Linked DNA regions of Mus musculus: region 1 is linked to region 2. The links are chromatin contacts, found by Hi-C or POLR2A ChIA-PET in ENCODE. All regions are on one chromosome and are shown on one strand. Each heading gives the region's core, a stretch centred on a gene start or an enhancer-like site at or near the end of the contact. The rest is flanking DNA. Distances are from core to core; before and after follow the strand shown.

Region 1 (6,953 bases), core at 3,311-5,810, 400 kb after region 2:
TGCTCACAGTCAGCTAATGGATGGATCACAGGGCTCCCAATGGAGGAGCTAGAGAAAGTACCCAAGGAGCTAAAGGGATCTGCAACCCTATAGGTGGAACAACATTATGAACTAACCAGTACCCCGGAGCTCTTGACTCTAGCTGCATATGTATCAAAAGATGGCCTAGTCGGCCATCACTGAAAAGAGAGGCCCATTGGACACGCAAACTTTATATGCCCCAGTACAGGGGAACGCCAGGGCCAAAAAGGGGGAGTGGGTGGGTAGGGGAGTGGGGGTGGGTGGGTATGGGGGACTTTTGATATAGCATTGGAAATGTAAAGGAGCTAAATACCTAATAAAAAATGGAAAGAAAAAAAAATTAGATACCTTGAACTTTTCATGCATGTTTAGTTTAAAATATATTTTGATCTTTCAGAGAGCACTAAAAGATTATATAGAATAATACATTTGAATAAACTTTATAAAAATAAAAGTGCATCAAAAATTTAAAAAAAAATTTATTTATGGGGGCTGGAGAGATGGCTCAGTGGTTAAGAGCACTGCCTGCACTTCCAGAGGTCCTGAGTTCAAATCCCAGCAACCACATGGTGGCTCACAACCATCTGTAATGACATATGATGCCGCCCTCTACTGGTGTGTCTGAAGACAGCTACAGTGTACTTACATATAAGTAATAAATAAGTCTTGAAAGAAAGAAAGAAAGAAAGAAAGAAAGAAGGAAAGAAAGAAAGAAAGAGAGAGAAAATTTATACACATTTAAGTGTTTTTAAAAGCCTATTTTCATGGAAAAATATAAATCCAAATGGATATAAATATATATCCATTTTTAAAAATATAAATATATTTTATAAATATATATCATTTTTGTAATGAGCCTAGTGAAAATACCTATGGTGCTTACACTGGGCAGTGTCCTAACCTTTTTGATACGCTAATTTATTTAATTCTCACAGCAGCCATTTTGGACAGGACCTATTATTTTCTTTCTTTTGAAAATATGGGAACTAAGACGTCCAGACAGTAAGAGTCAAAGCCAGATTCCAATTTCCATCAGTCTGGATCCAGAATTGCTTGCTGAGCACTGAGCACCCTACTGGAATGGCTTGCTCCTTACCGGGTTCTGTTGAATTTATGTCTGAATTGTTTCGTCATCAAAAGTTCCAGTCATTTGTATTTCAACTCAGCAGTGTCCTTGTGGAACACTTTATGAGCCTGTTACATTTTAAGGAATACACTGCTCTTCTATAAACTCTGTGTCTCCGCTGTGGGTAGCAAACTCGCCCTACAAAACTGTATGCTTTTCCCCGTAGCGGTATTTACAACGGGGGTTAGGGAGAAAATAGACACGGAGCCTTGGCTGTACGTTTGTGGTCCAGTTGTTGTTGCACGTGTCTATAGCGATGAAAAACTGCCGTATGGTAGAAAGGTTTCCCTCATGTGCAGACACAATGCAATGGGTGAGCCTTGCCAGGTCTGCAGCCCGCCTCTCTGTCTCTGTCTACCCTCACCTTTTCCCATCTGCTCTCATCACCGGCTTCAAGACTCCCGACTCTTGATGTTACCGCGCGCCCTCAAATCCATCCACGCACGCGCAGGCCAGGGAGCAGCGTACCAAAAAGGGGTTGGGGGCGGGGCTCTGTGCAGTAGGCTGCATTTACTCCTGAGTTGTCATAGATCAACAACGTGAAATCTACTTTTTACAAGTGCCTTCTCTGACACTTGAAATCAAGTTGCTATCTCAAGCCCTATCATAGCTGTGTAGGAAAACCCAGAGCCCCCCCCCCCCCTCCGCCACCCCTTGTACTGGAAATCCCCCTCTCCCCACTCCGGGCCATGCAATTAACCGCTGCGCATGCTTTGCGATCAGCCATCTTCCTTGTGGAGGCCTCCTAAGCTTCAGAGAGCCACCTCCCTTCCAAAACTTCTGTCACTACAGAAGGCAGCTAGGATCACTCCGCTCTTGCTCCCCACTCTACCCAAGGCACAGACGTGTCCAGTCTAGCCACACCAACATATGGTCAGAGGGCCTCCTCCGGTTTTATTTCTCTCTTCTACTTGTTGAAAAACCCAATCAACTGAGCCTTGTTTATCACCATATCCCCACTGCTCACGGCATGCATTCGACTCTTTGTAAGTGTTTAATAACATAATAAAATTCTCTACCGGATATATTGATAAAGATGTATACAGTAATGGGACTATAAATAGTATTAACAATCATATTCACTGAAGTAAAACATTTGACCATTGCGAATTTCATAATAAAATTGAGATACTAACTTAAATGTTATAGACACACAGTGAAAGTTTGAACTTTTATGCTTCTTTGGTTTAAGTGCTTAAAAATCACATCTTTAAAAAGTATACTGGTTCTATCTTATCTTATTTTTATCTTTTAAGACTTATTTATTTATTTTATGTATGTGAGTTCACTGTAGGTGTCTTCAGACACACCAGAAGAAGGCATCAGATCCCATCACAAATGGTTGTGAGCCACCGTGTGGTTACTGGGAACTGCACTCAGGACCTCTGGAAGAGCAGCCAGTGCTCTTAACCACTGAGCCATCTCTCCAGCCTGTGGTTCTAATTTTGGACCCAGTTTGAAACATGCTATATCCGTTCTGTTTATTTGGTTCTTGTTAATAGAAACTCTTGGCTACAGTATACGTGACACAATTACCTTAAAGTTTCCCATTTTCACTTTTTCCCTAAAGGATCGGCCACATGTACAGCGAGAAGCTTGGCATTCCCTTAACAAGCTGAAAGTTCTACCTCCTGTGCACTGACTTGTAGATGTGTACCCATGCACTGGAGAACAAGACGACACGGGGAAACACTGGTGACAAGTGAGTGCTGGGCGAGGGACCTCCAATATTGAAAGGACCATGGAAATGGGTGTCACTCAGAGGACGGTGAGGGTTTGTAACCAATCTCCATCTTTAAATTAGGGTCCAAATAAAAGAGATCAAGTTTAGTAAAGCATGCTGGTGTACCATTTCCTGCAGCAGAAATACCCACTCTGCCCGGTGCCCTACCACAGAACAACAATTGGCAACCTGAGGGGAGCCCGCAGGCTCTCGGGGCCACGGGCTGGCTCTTCGTCACCAAGTGCAGCAGGTTGAAGGCAGACATAGCTGTGGTATCTCCAGCAGAGGCAAAGGCAGCGGCAGAAGCTGAGTAGGAAAGAGGAAACAAAAACAACGAATTAAAACCTCAGGAACGGTAGGCACACTCATGGAACAACTGATGGCTTGGGTTGACCTAGGGCTAAGCGCACGCACAGTGCTAATAAACCATAGTGCGGCGGTTTCGGATGGACAGCTGACTCTCCCTGCCACTGTGAATTCCTGCACTCGCTGAGGAGGCTGGCTTTATCCCCAGTACATATGTGAGTGCAATCGAGGCTCGAAGATCCAAGGACACAGAGCAAACGTGGTGTGGGAAACGCTCATTTAACAGCAGAGCCAAAATGTGTCCTTACGTAGAGACTTGCCCTTTAAGACAAGGGAAAAAAAAAAAAAACAAAAAAACAAAAGATGAAGGACGACTATGAGACTTTGCTCCACAATCCGTTAACTTTGAAGAAGGCATAGGGAAGGTGCCCTTTCGTTTAATTCTATGATTTTTAACCTCTAAATAAAATTCTGGGAGTAGAACTCATGACCCAACATTGAAAGGGGTAGAAAATATTTTACTGAAGTCTTGAGAAATGAATCACGTAGAAGAATCCCCAACCTATACGATATTAAGACAAAAGTCCAGCTTGTGGGGTTTTCATAAGCATGCCACACAGGGCTGTGATTGGTGCGTAAACATCTCACGCAGGGCCATGATTGGTGCGTAAAGATCTCACGCAGGGCCGTGATTGGTGTGGACTAAGTTCAAATGAGATTGAAGAATACTGGGTGATTATCAATCTCTCGTGTTTTATTTAAAAACGCCGTGTTAAGTAACTTCAACTGCCTAATGTCCAAAGATGGAATGAAACTAATGTCTTGATCATTTCCTCGCCGCCACCCCCTCCATTCCCTACCCTGAAATAAAAGTCTTTTCCTGGACTCTCCTGACCCCCTTGAAGAGCAAACATGTGATAAACAGTAATCTATTTGACCAAGTCGCTCTGGAGTATATCTGACCGAAATCTGCTTGTATTAACATGCCTGAACTCTGACTTTCCCAAACTAAACTCACTACAGAAGCAAAACATTTTTGTGTTACTAACTGGAGGGGTTGGGGTGGGGGTGGGGGCTAAGAATCACAATGCGCAGCCTGAGAACCGTTAGACATAAATAAAGATGTCATTTTCACGAGTGACTGCGGAGCAGGCAAAGACTGCATGCCTTTGTAGCAGACTACTGGCTAATAAAAGATCAAAGGTCTATACCTCACAACGCCGTAAATAAAAATGTAAGTTTTTTTTTCCCCCTCCATGAGACCCTTCCCCATGAGGGATAAAGTATGTGCGGTAAATGTAATTACTTAGCAAAGCTGCGGCCTCTCAGTGCTCCCGCAGCTGACCATAAAATGCCTTCCTATTCCGTTTCATCAACCGCTGTACCAGGCGGCCTGGGCGCCTACGGATCACTGTGGCCATCTGGCTTGTGTCAAAGCCAGCACACAGGAAGCAAGGCAGTGACGTCACTCCGCAGGTCAGGCAAAGAACAAAGATGCCGGCTACAATTAAAAGCCTAGGACTGCAAATACCAGGGGCTCAAAGTGGCTGTGATTTAATAGTCCTTACTCGATCTTTTTTTTTTTTTTTCCCCTACCCAAATAGCCAGAGCGCCATCTAGTGGCAAATTGGTCTTGCCCAGTTTGGGGGCGTTTAAACTGCTTTGTTTCCTTTTTGGTGCTTAAAGTCGACCCTGGAAGTGCTATACTAACACCAAGCAGTGCAGCAATGGATAGAGTTACTGACACAGACACCTTGGCTTTTCGGATGTGGAAGAACGAAGGAACACAACCTGTCATGGTGTGAGCCACTCACAAATCTCCCGTGTTATAGGCTGGGCACTGATACAGCCTTAATTACGTGAATGCTCACAAGTATGTTAGAGAAGGTGGGCAAGTTTACAGAATGCTTGTGAAGTGCCCAGCACCCTGGGAATATGTGTCTGAGCCATGGACTGAAAGGCAGTTCTGCCCACCTGTGTCTGCATGCCCTGCTTAGCTCCGTCCAACAGAAGCACCCACGAGATGCGCCTTTAATGTGTCCGGTCCGGGAACAGGAGCATGGTAAACAATATTTTGGGACTGAGGTTTTGAGGGAAGAGAGGGAGGAGTGTGTATTTTTACACTTGCAATAGAAAACGGACCCTGACGACAGATGTAAAATACACAACCCATTCCCAGAAAGATGCCTGTCACCGTGGATGTGTGCTAGCTTTGTTGCCGGACTGCCTGGCTGGAACTCTGTCTGTCTCTGTAACTGCTTGTATGACCTTGGACAAGTTACTTACCTTTGCTTCTCCGACTCTAAAATAGCAGTTCAAAAGAGCAATTAGCTAAAGGGACCTCTCCTAGTATGTGGTATATGTTTTTTTAAAAAAAAGTTAGCTGTCAGATATTTGCTTAGTATTACATGAGCCGGAAAACATTTACGAAAACTAAATCTCCCATCAGTACATTCTGATCCTGGTTTCACCTCTGCTCAACTCTTCCCAGGTCCTCCCAGACCCCTCCTCCCCATCCATCTAACTCCATGCCTTCTTCCTGTGTTTCTCACCACATCCTATCCTGTCCCATGGCCCTGCTGGATGCACTGCTCACGGTTTCCCCAGAACAAGCCTCCGTTGCGAGTCCATGCTCTCTGATACTGTTTCCCACCATCTGCTGGTCACAGCATAGCTTTCCCAGCGCTGACCCTACAGAACGCCTGACGAGCCCCCGGCTCTCCTATGGCAGTTTTCAGGATACTGGTGTGGTTTGCACTCTTGCCTCTTCTAAATTAACGCTGCAGGGCAGGGAGGGGACCTTTTTGTATCTCACTACCCAGCACATGACAACCAAGCACTCAGTCACTTCCTGAGTAGAAGACTCAATGTAAATGATTAACCTATAAAACTGGTTGTTCTGGGCATCTCATTTCCAGTGTTGTCTCCCCCAGCTGCTTTGCTAATGGTGCTAAAAGGAATTGAAATCTGTGACAGTGTATGATTGCCAGCCAGGGCTGTAACAGGTGGGATGCTGAAAAGCACCCTCACTAAAAATTCAAAGATAATTCAAACACCTTATGATTTTCAAAGATTTCTACTTTCCTATCTAATACCCCGACTGCCTCAGAATTCTAACGTCCAGATCATGACTGAACTCAGTTTGCGAGTGGTTTTGGTTTGGGTCTTCTCCGACTCCCCCGTTTTCCTCTCTGCCCTGCAGTTGAACAATGTACTAGCAAGAGAGAGCATTACCAGGGAATCCAGAGAATTCACCAAGCTGATAATTAGTTCCAGATAGAGCTGACTGTACCCGTGGACTTGAAGTGTCAGCCCTGAAGGTCGGATCCCTCGCCAACAAATGCAAAGAACTGTGTACGTGAGGGGTTTTCACAAGCTGGTGAAATGCTCTCCCCCCAACGCCAAAAGCCGATTGCAAATTAGAATGTTGTCGAGGGCAATTTTTAAAAACATAACACTCAGATCTCACCACGGTCTTCTTTCTCTCCTGAAAAAAAAGGTGTGCTGACAGCAAGAACCAAGAAAGCAATCTTACAGGGTTTCTCTGTGTAGCCCTGGCTGTCCTGGAACTCACTCTGTAAACCAGGCTGGCCTCCAACTCAGAAATCCACCTGCCTCTGCCTTCCAAGTGCTGGGGGTTAAAGGTGTGTGCCACCACTGCCCAGCTCAGGAAAGCAATCTTAAAATAAAGACCACCCTTGACAGAAAATGCTCCACTGACCCGTGCAGTCTCTCAAACCCCCACTTTCCCCATTTCCCTTAGTAGAAATGTTACCA
Region 2 (7,343 bases), core at 2,716-5,215:
TTTGTTTATTTTTTTTAAATGATTGTCACACTTAACTGGTTTCTATTACATTCCACCACCACCACCACCACCACAAAAAAATATTAAATAAAGCAAGTCTTTGTTTTTAATACTTAAAATTGTCTGAGAGCACAACAGTTTGGGGGAAATTATGATACTACTATGCAGATCTGACCCAAATAGTATACTTATCACCACATTTAAGGCTGTAAAATTCATGAAACTCTTTTCAGTAACCCGTAATTGGATTTCTTTTTAATTAGCATCTATTTGGCAAGTACTTAACATTAATAGGGGGCGTGGCTTTGAGTCATCATGTAAATAGGCACTGAATAAATTAATCTCAATTATGTTTTCCCCAGAGGAAATTGCAGGAATATCACCACCTGTCAAAATCTCCAGCTTTGATTTATTCTCAACTAGCTCACCATGGAAGTAAATATTAACAATATCATTTCTGCCCCTGTCCCACCCAGCCCTCCCTCCCCCCATCCTCCCCCACCTCTTCAGGTTTACACTGTTTGATGGCTTTTTGTTTGTCTAAAACACTGTAGCGTCAAGAAGCTTTTAAGCTAAGCCTCAGCACAAGAGGGAGGGAAAAAGGTTAAGACCCATCTAACAAATACAGGAAAAAAAAAATGTCTTGGGTTACCCAGCTGAGACCAATCCTCATATTGTAGATTTAGAATGGAAACTTTACATGGAAGTCATTGATAACATTGGAAGAACTTGACATGAGAATTCTCACCTTCTGGGCTGCTTTAGAGGGGCTCTTGTTTTTGCTGCCTTTGGGTCTTCCTCTGGGTCTCTTAGGAGAGGGCTCACAGGTTGGCTCCTGATTGTAAAGAGGAGAGAAAAGCTGTTGTGGCTAGAGCGGCTGAAAGAACTTCACCCTGACTCTGGCTGTGCTCTCTGCCTGGACTGCTTCACCAACCTGCTGGAAGTCATTCGAGAAGGATGGTGGTACAGCCTTGACAAAAGGGGACACAGAGCCGTAGTTTGAACACCAGTGTTTAAGGAGGAAGCTACTCTACATGTGAAAACTGGATTATATTTCAAAATCAAAAGGATGGCAAGCCCCGGGTCAAGCTGCACAGTCTAGAAAAGCACATGTTTTTAAAGGTACAAAGTAGAATCTACATAATAAACATTTTATATGACTACTGCTACGTATTTCTAAACAACAAAAATTGTCATAAATAGATGGAAAGATAGGAGAGAGAGAGAGAGAGAGAGAGAGAGAGAGAGAGAGAGAGAGAAAGCATGGGCTGCAGTCACCTCTATGTGCCTGTGTTCCAGGTGGTTTAGGATTCAACCCACACAGTCTGAGTGAAATATTGGAGCGATTATCCAAACTCTTCAGCTCAGAATAATTCCACACCCCCTAAAATTTCCAAATAATTATGGTAAATCTGAGGTGGAAGGTTTTGCTTGAATTATCTAGATAATTGCTTCAATTCTCCACTTCCTTTTGGAGAGACAGGCATGATCTTCAGTCGAAATTTAAATATCTTTTTACAAAAATAAACATGTTGTCCTCAAACCTTTTTTTAAAGAGACTTTTGGGCGGGAGGGGGGGGGTGGACTGGAAAGAAAAACGGGGTAGTGGGGAGAAAAATCCAAGTATCTGGGAAAGAGAAATTGAAACAGCCACGAGGTCACCAGGTATATTAACGTTTGACTTTATTGGGTGCTAGGCTAAGTAGCCAATACTCAGGCAATTAAGAAAAAGCGATAGATTTGCCGCGGACGCTGAACGTCTCTCCGGTGAATCATCTACTCTCGTTTCATTCAGATTGGGTGCTTAAACGAGACTAATTACAACTCCGGAGCGTTCTCCGTGGAAGTTCGCAAGCTAGAGAGCGGGGGAGGGGGAGAGCGGAGGGGGGTGCTTAGAAACTTCCATTGGACACCAGCGCCAGTGGGCACTTAGAGCAAACACATCGGAAACACATTTTTCTTTGTGAACTCGGCCTTCACTCAAAGGTAAAAACTCCCAGCCGCCTCCGGATCTCAATGCGTTTTCCTTTAGCCTTTGGGGGAGGGGTGCGATTAGTAGGATTCAGAAAACCTGGGTGGCTGGTGGGAAGCAAGGGGGTAGAGCGGAGACTTCCTGGGAGGTGTAAAACGGGATCCCAAAGCACTGTAAAGTGTCGCTAAGGGCAGAGCGGGAAATCTCGGCGGCCTCTAGATTAGTTTGTTTCCTTTGATGATTTCCCAAAAGGTACACTCCTTGTTTTTCTAAAACACACCAACAAACTTTCTTCGATTTCCCACCTAGCTCTACGGGGGCAATTTAGGACTATTTTCTAATCCGCCTATTGGCCCGAGGGAAGCGATTTAAAGCAAAAGAAAAAATGGGAAGTTTTTGGTTTTTTTTAAAGGCCGGGAAGGGAGTTTTACTGTTCTCAATAGACGCGTCCTTAGGCTTGGAAATTGCTGCGAACGTCCCAACCCCCTGCCCGCCCGCCCGCCCGCCCCCGGCCCTGGGCGCTGCGCACAACTCTGCAACAGCCGGCTTGCACTCTTAATTGGTTGCATCCGCAGACAAAACCCTCCATTCCGCGGGGTCCTGGGTGCCCCTCGACCGTCCCTTCCCAGCCCCCAGCCACTCGCCCAAGAGGAAGCTAAAACTTGGGCTGCTCAGAGGAGCGGGATCGAGGAGCCAAAGAGGGACCCGACTCCTGGCGGGGAAGCGACCCTGGCTACCGTGCACTTTCCTTCCAGAGCTCCCTGGGCGAAGCGCGTTTCCCGGGCCCGCGGGGGCCTGGGATCCTCCGGGATCCTTTCCCCGCCAGCCCCGGCGGCTGTAGCAGCTCGGCAGGCATTTAAATATCCTCGGGAGGAGCACCAGGCGGGCAGTCGGCTCCGCACGCGTTCTTTGTCGGGAGGGCGCGAGCCTTGGGCCATGGAGTGTGGGGAGGGCACCGAGGGGGCGGCCGCGGCGCATCAGCCTCCTACGGGAAGGCGGCCCCGAGAAGCCGGAGAAAGCCGCGGGTCTAAGAGCTTCGGACTCGCAGTCCTGCCCCTCCTGAACTCCCCAGTCCCCCCAGTCGCCAAAGCGGCTGACAAAGCGACGCTTTTATTCTTTGGGACCCCCGAGGCTCGATGCCCCCCCCCCGAGCCACGCCGCGCCGCTCCGGGGCTGCGCACAATAGCGAAAGTCCCTGTCCACGATTCGCGCGACCCCACCTCCACCGGGTGGCTACGGCTCGCCGCGGGACCCCAGCTCTTGGAGCCGGGGAGCGCGGGTACCCGGAGAGACTGCGCCGCGCACTCTCCAGGGGAACTCGGTCTCCCGCCCCACCTACACCCGGGTGGCAGGCGGGCTAGCTTGCGCTGCCGTAGCCGCTGCGCTCCCGCGCTCCGGTCGCCCGGCGTGTCGCGGGGCCCCGGGGGCAGAGGCGTCGCGGGTGGGCTGAGTGGCCCCTCCGCGTCGGCGTACTGACTTGCTGCTGCTTCCTGGGTCGGCCGCGTCCTCGCTTCTGTGGCACCGGGGCGGCAGGTTGTCCCTGGGCTGATGTGGACGGCTGCCCGGCGCCCTCACCGCGTGCGCTCATCCTGCCTCCCGCCGCCGCTACCACTGCCTCTACCGGTACCGCCGCTGCAGCCGCTCGGCCTCCGCCGCCCCGAATCCGCCCAGCACCTTTCGGGAGACGGGATGTAGAGAGCTGGAGAGGGCAAGAGCGGCGAGAGCAGGCGAGCTGGCGAGTGCGCCGGGGACTACTGCTGCTGCTTAGGCTGCCGCCGCTGCCACCATCAACACCGGACGTCCAGCGGCTGCCAAAAAGAGAGAGGGGAGGAGGAAGAGAGGAGGAGGAGAGGAGGAGGAGGAAAGGAGGAGGCGCTGCGGGCAGTGGGTGGCGGAGGTAGAGGTGGAGGTAGGGAGAGGAGGCGGGAAGCGAAGGAGAGGGAAGAGTTGGAGGCGGAGAGGGTTGCTCTCTCCGCAAAGGCTCGGGAGTTGCGGGTACTGGGACGCTCGGCAGCGGCTTGGAGAGGGAAGAGACTTGGAGTGAATTGTGTCCCTTGAAATGTTAGGCGGGGAAAGAATTCCGCCTCCTCTCCCCCACCCCAGAGGGAGAGAGAGGGAGGGGGGCGGGAAGGAGAGACAGAGACGCAGAGAGCCAGAGAGAGACACAGAGAAGAGGGACAGAGACAGAAACTCAGAGAGAGACAGAGACAAAGAGACAGAACGGGACAGAGATAGAGACTGACTAGTGCGGTCAGAAACCGAGGAGAGAGTGGAAGTTTCTGCCAGGATCCGGTAGGGCGCCCAGCTCAGCTCTAGCAAGGAACAGAGCAGTGGGTGGCACCGCGCCTCCTCGGGTGGCGGGGTCAGGCGGCGGCACTGCACAGATGCAGAGGGACAAGCTGCTGGCCTCTGCGCTCTGCACCCGGAGCCCAAGTTTTGCCCGTGCTGCAAGTTTTCAGAGTTCCTGCCCGGGATTCAAGAGGGATGAGTGTGTGCGTGCGTGTGCGTGTGTGTACACGCGCGCTCGCACTTGCGGAGGGGGTGGCGGGAACGGGGAGTGCCCACCTCTGATCGTGGGCGGATAAAGGGGAGGGGGCTGCAGGAGAAGCAAGAGGAGGGGGCAGGCCAGGCGGACAGCCGAGCCCAGGCGCCTGGCCGCGGGCCAGAGGCAGCGTTCGAAACACAACTGCCTCGAAGGCGGCGGCGCCCGGTTGCCACCCGGAGCCCCGGCTCACGTGCTCCCGCCAGCAGTGGGGTTAAAAAGACAGGGCCTAGGCTCTCCTGCCGGATCGCCGCTGGAGGCCACCCCTGAGCGGCTGTCCTAGGAAGGCGAAAGAAAATGACTATCTCAGAGTCACCCTGGAGAGCTTGGCTTCTACCTGTGCTTCCACCGAGGGTTGCCCGAAGTTTCCGGAAGCATTCAGGGTCAACCGCCGCTGTCTACTATTTCAGCCCCGGGAAAAGAGCGACCAAGGAGTCGGAGCGCCCCTTGCGACCCCCCCCCCCCCCCCGCTCCACTGAGAAATGCCCTCACCCCAGAGTGCACGGGCCGGCGCACAAACAAGCGTGCACAAAGATACACGGGCCCACGCGTGTGATCGCAGACAAGCTTGCACGAAAATTCATGTGTGCGCGCACACACACTTCACTGGCAAGCAGGCATGCAAACAAACCCGTGCTTAAGCACACACTACCAGACACACGATGGTGCCAGTAAGCACATTCGCAACAAAAGCACACACTTGCACACTATACACAGGAACACCGAGTGTGCCAGCTCCTTTATCGAGGTCCCCTCCCCCAGGACTGACTCCTGGAGCAGGCGCTGCACCCCCGTGCTGGGACGCCCATAACTCTATGGGATATTACCGATCACTTATCCTTCCACCGCACCAATTGCCTGAAGTTTGCCTTCATTTTAACCTTCTCCCTCAGAATTCCTTTCTGCCAAGTCCTAATTTTATAGCCTGGGCTGTTTCTAAGTTATGTGAACACCATCGTGGCCACAGTCAACTTTTTTGAAAGGCGTAAAACGTTCTAAAAGGCACCTCTTTCTCATCCTTGAATAACACAAATCTGAAAGGGGGAAGAAAGAAAATCTTAGGGTCAGATTTTCCCACATCGCACCCAAAATTGTGTTGGACTGACTCCAGAATAAAAATGTTCACCCAGTGAAGTTTTTTTTTTTTTTTCTTACAAAGATACGGAACACCGTGGAATAAAAACGCCTTCTTTACAGCCCTAACGCCGGGATCTAGGCTCTGCCAGGTTCCGTTGTACTTGAGGCACGTGTAAATGTCTGCTTGGGCGCGACTGTGCTGATTGGTCAGCGTTGCCGTTTTAAATCCGTTTCCAGCTGCCCTTTGCAGAGTTGGGACACTTCTCTGTACATAGAGTGCTCTGCAGGAACCGAGGGCTGGCGTTGAGTCTGGGAACGCTTAGCTCTGATGGAGAGGAAGAGACCCCCATACCTCCAGATGGAGCCCAGCAAATGAATACCGAGGGAGGGGTCTAACAGGAACCTAAGGTTTTGTCAGGGCTTGGCTGAAAGATGGTATCTTCATCAAAGGGACTGAAATTTCACATTCTCACGAGTGCACTGACATTTCCTAGCTGAGGAGTTTGCACATTTCCTCTGTGTGTGTGTGTGTGTGTGTGTGTGTGTGTGTGTGTGTGTGTGTGTGTGTGTGAGAGAGAGAGAGAGAGAGAGAGAGAGAGAGAGAGAGATTGTACATTTACTCTTTGATGCGTGCATTTTACACATGCGCATAATATGGGCTTCTGTTTTGATTCTTGTTTGATTGGCCAGAGGGACAGACTAAGTTCTAGGAAATGGATTTAAGCAAAAGTCACCCAGGATTTCAGTCAGCTAATTTTATGCTGAGAATCACATTATCTCCCTAGATTTGTATTTGTTTGTTTGTTTAAGGTACAAATGCTAGCAAGCATGAGATTCCAACCCCGGGTCGGGGTGGGTGGTGGCAGTGGAGAGCTTTGAACTGTTTTGTTGTTGTTGTTGTTGTTGTTGTTGTTGTTGTTGTGTGTATGTGCATGTGTGCTGGTTTTGGGTTTTTTGCTTGGTTGGTTGGTTGTGTCTTTTGGTTTTTGTTTTGTTTTTCACAATAACCTAGAATCTAAGAGAATCACATTTTTAAAAAGGGAAATCCAGCCAATTGTTTTCATTCCATTTTGTTCTCAGATTTGAGCTCTTTTGAGTTTATAGAAACCAGGATATAAACAAGTTTTTCCTTCCATTTTATCAAGTTAGCCTTATACATTGTTATTCTTTGATGCCTATAATCCTTTTAAGTTACTGTATAGTTTTGTTTTGGGTTTTTTTTTTTTCAGGCAAAGCATAAAACTTTGTTTTTATTTTTTAAATTATCAAGATTTTTATTATTGAGGTGCTATCTTTATATACCAGTCTTTTAATTAAGCTCAATGGCTATATTTTTTTTTGTCTTAAGGAAACATTTTTTTTTCTCACTCACATTTGAGAAGTTGAATCCCCAAATTTAGGTTTCTCAATCCTTTATTCACTTCCCTCTCTCTGTAGCATTCATTCCAGGTTGAGCTTTTCTGCGTGAAATCCCTTTCTCCTTCACCTGCTGTCAAATCGGGCATCAGCACCTTGGGTCACATCAACAAGTTTTCTACTGATCTGGGATGTGGGATTTAGACTGATGTTTAGCTCAGGCAAGCGCATTAGTGGTTGGTGAAACCCAATGAGAAGACTCAGAACTCGGTTTAAAAAAACAAATAAGATAATATAGAAAATTTGGGGCCAAGTACTTCTCATTTAATTCTGTGCACAAACATAATTGCTCTAAGATCTCCTGCCCCATGCTTTATAAATTTGGGTGCACCTGGG

What was found. Hi-C counts contacts between places; a loop is a spot of excess contacts on that map. ChIA-PET counts read pairs that join two places held with the same protein, here RNA polymerase II (POLR2A).
Region 1: a map of Patski shows a loop between it and region 2 (3-fold over the local background). The contact joins the enhancer-like site here to the promoter of Hmga2 in region 2. A Hi-C loop is called at or near these places in 1 of 37 maps with a recorded cell type or tissue (Patski). POLR2A ChIA-PET finds 5 or more read pairs at or near these places in 1 of 5 experiments (Patski).

What each region holds. Positions count from the first base shown.
Region 1 is chr10:120,867,976-120,874,928 of GRCm38, forward strand. It overlaps Msrb3 (methionine sulfoxide reductase B3), which reads right to left. Exons shown (of 7, transcript NM_177092.4): 2 at 3,060-3,176. The coding sequence starts at 3,135. Among named protein-coding and RNA genes, the nearest start is that of Gm15910, 14 kb to the left of the region's middle. Within about 2 kb of position 4,561, at least 1 of the 3 ENCODE cell types and tissues checked has a DNase peak (open chromatin) inside an H3K27ac peak, as active enhancers do.
Region 2 is chr10:120,472,504-120,479,846 of GRCm38, forward strand. It overlaps Hmga2 (high mobility group AT-hook 2), which reads right to left and starts at 3,966. Exons shown (of 5, transcript NM_010441.3): 1 at 3,450-3,966; 2 at 749-835. The coding sequence starts at 3,560.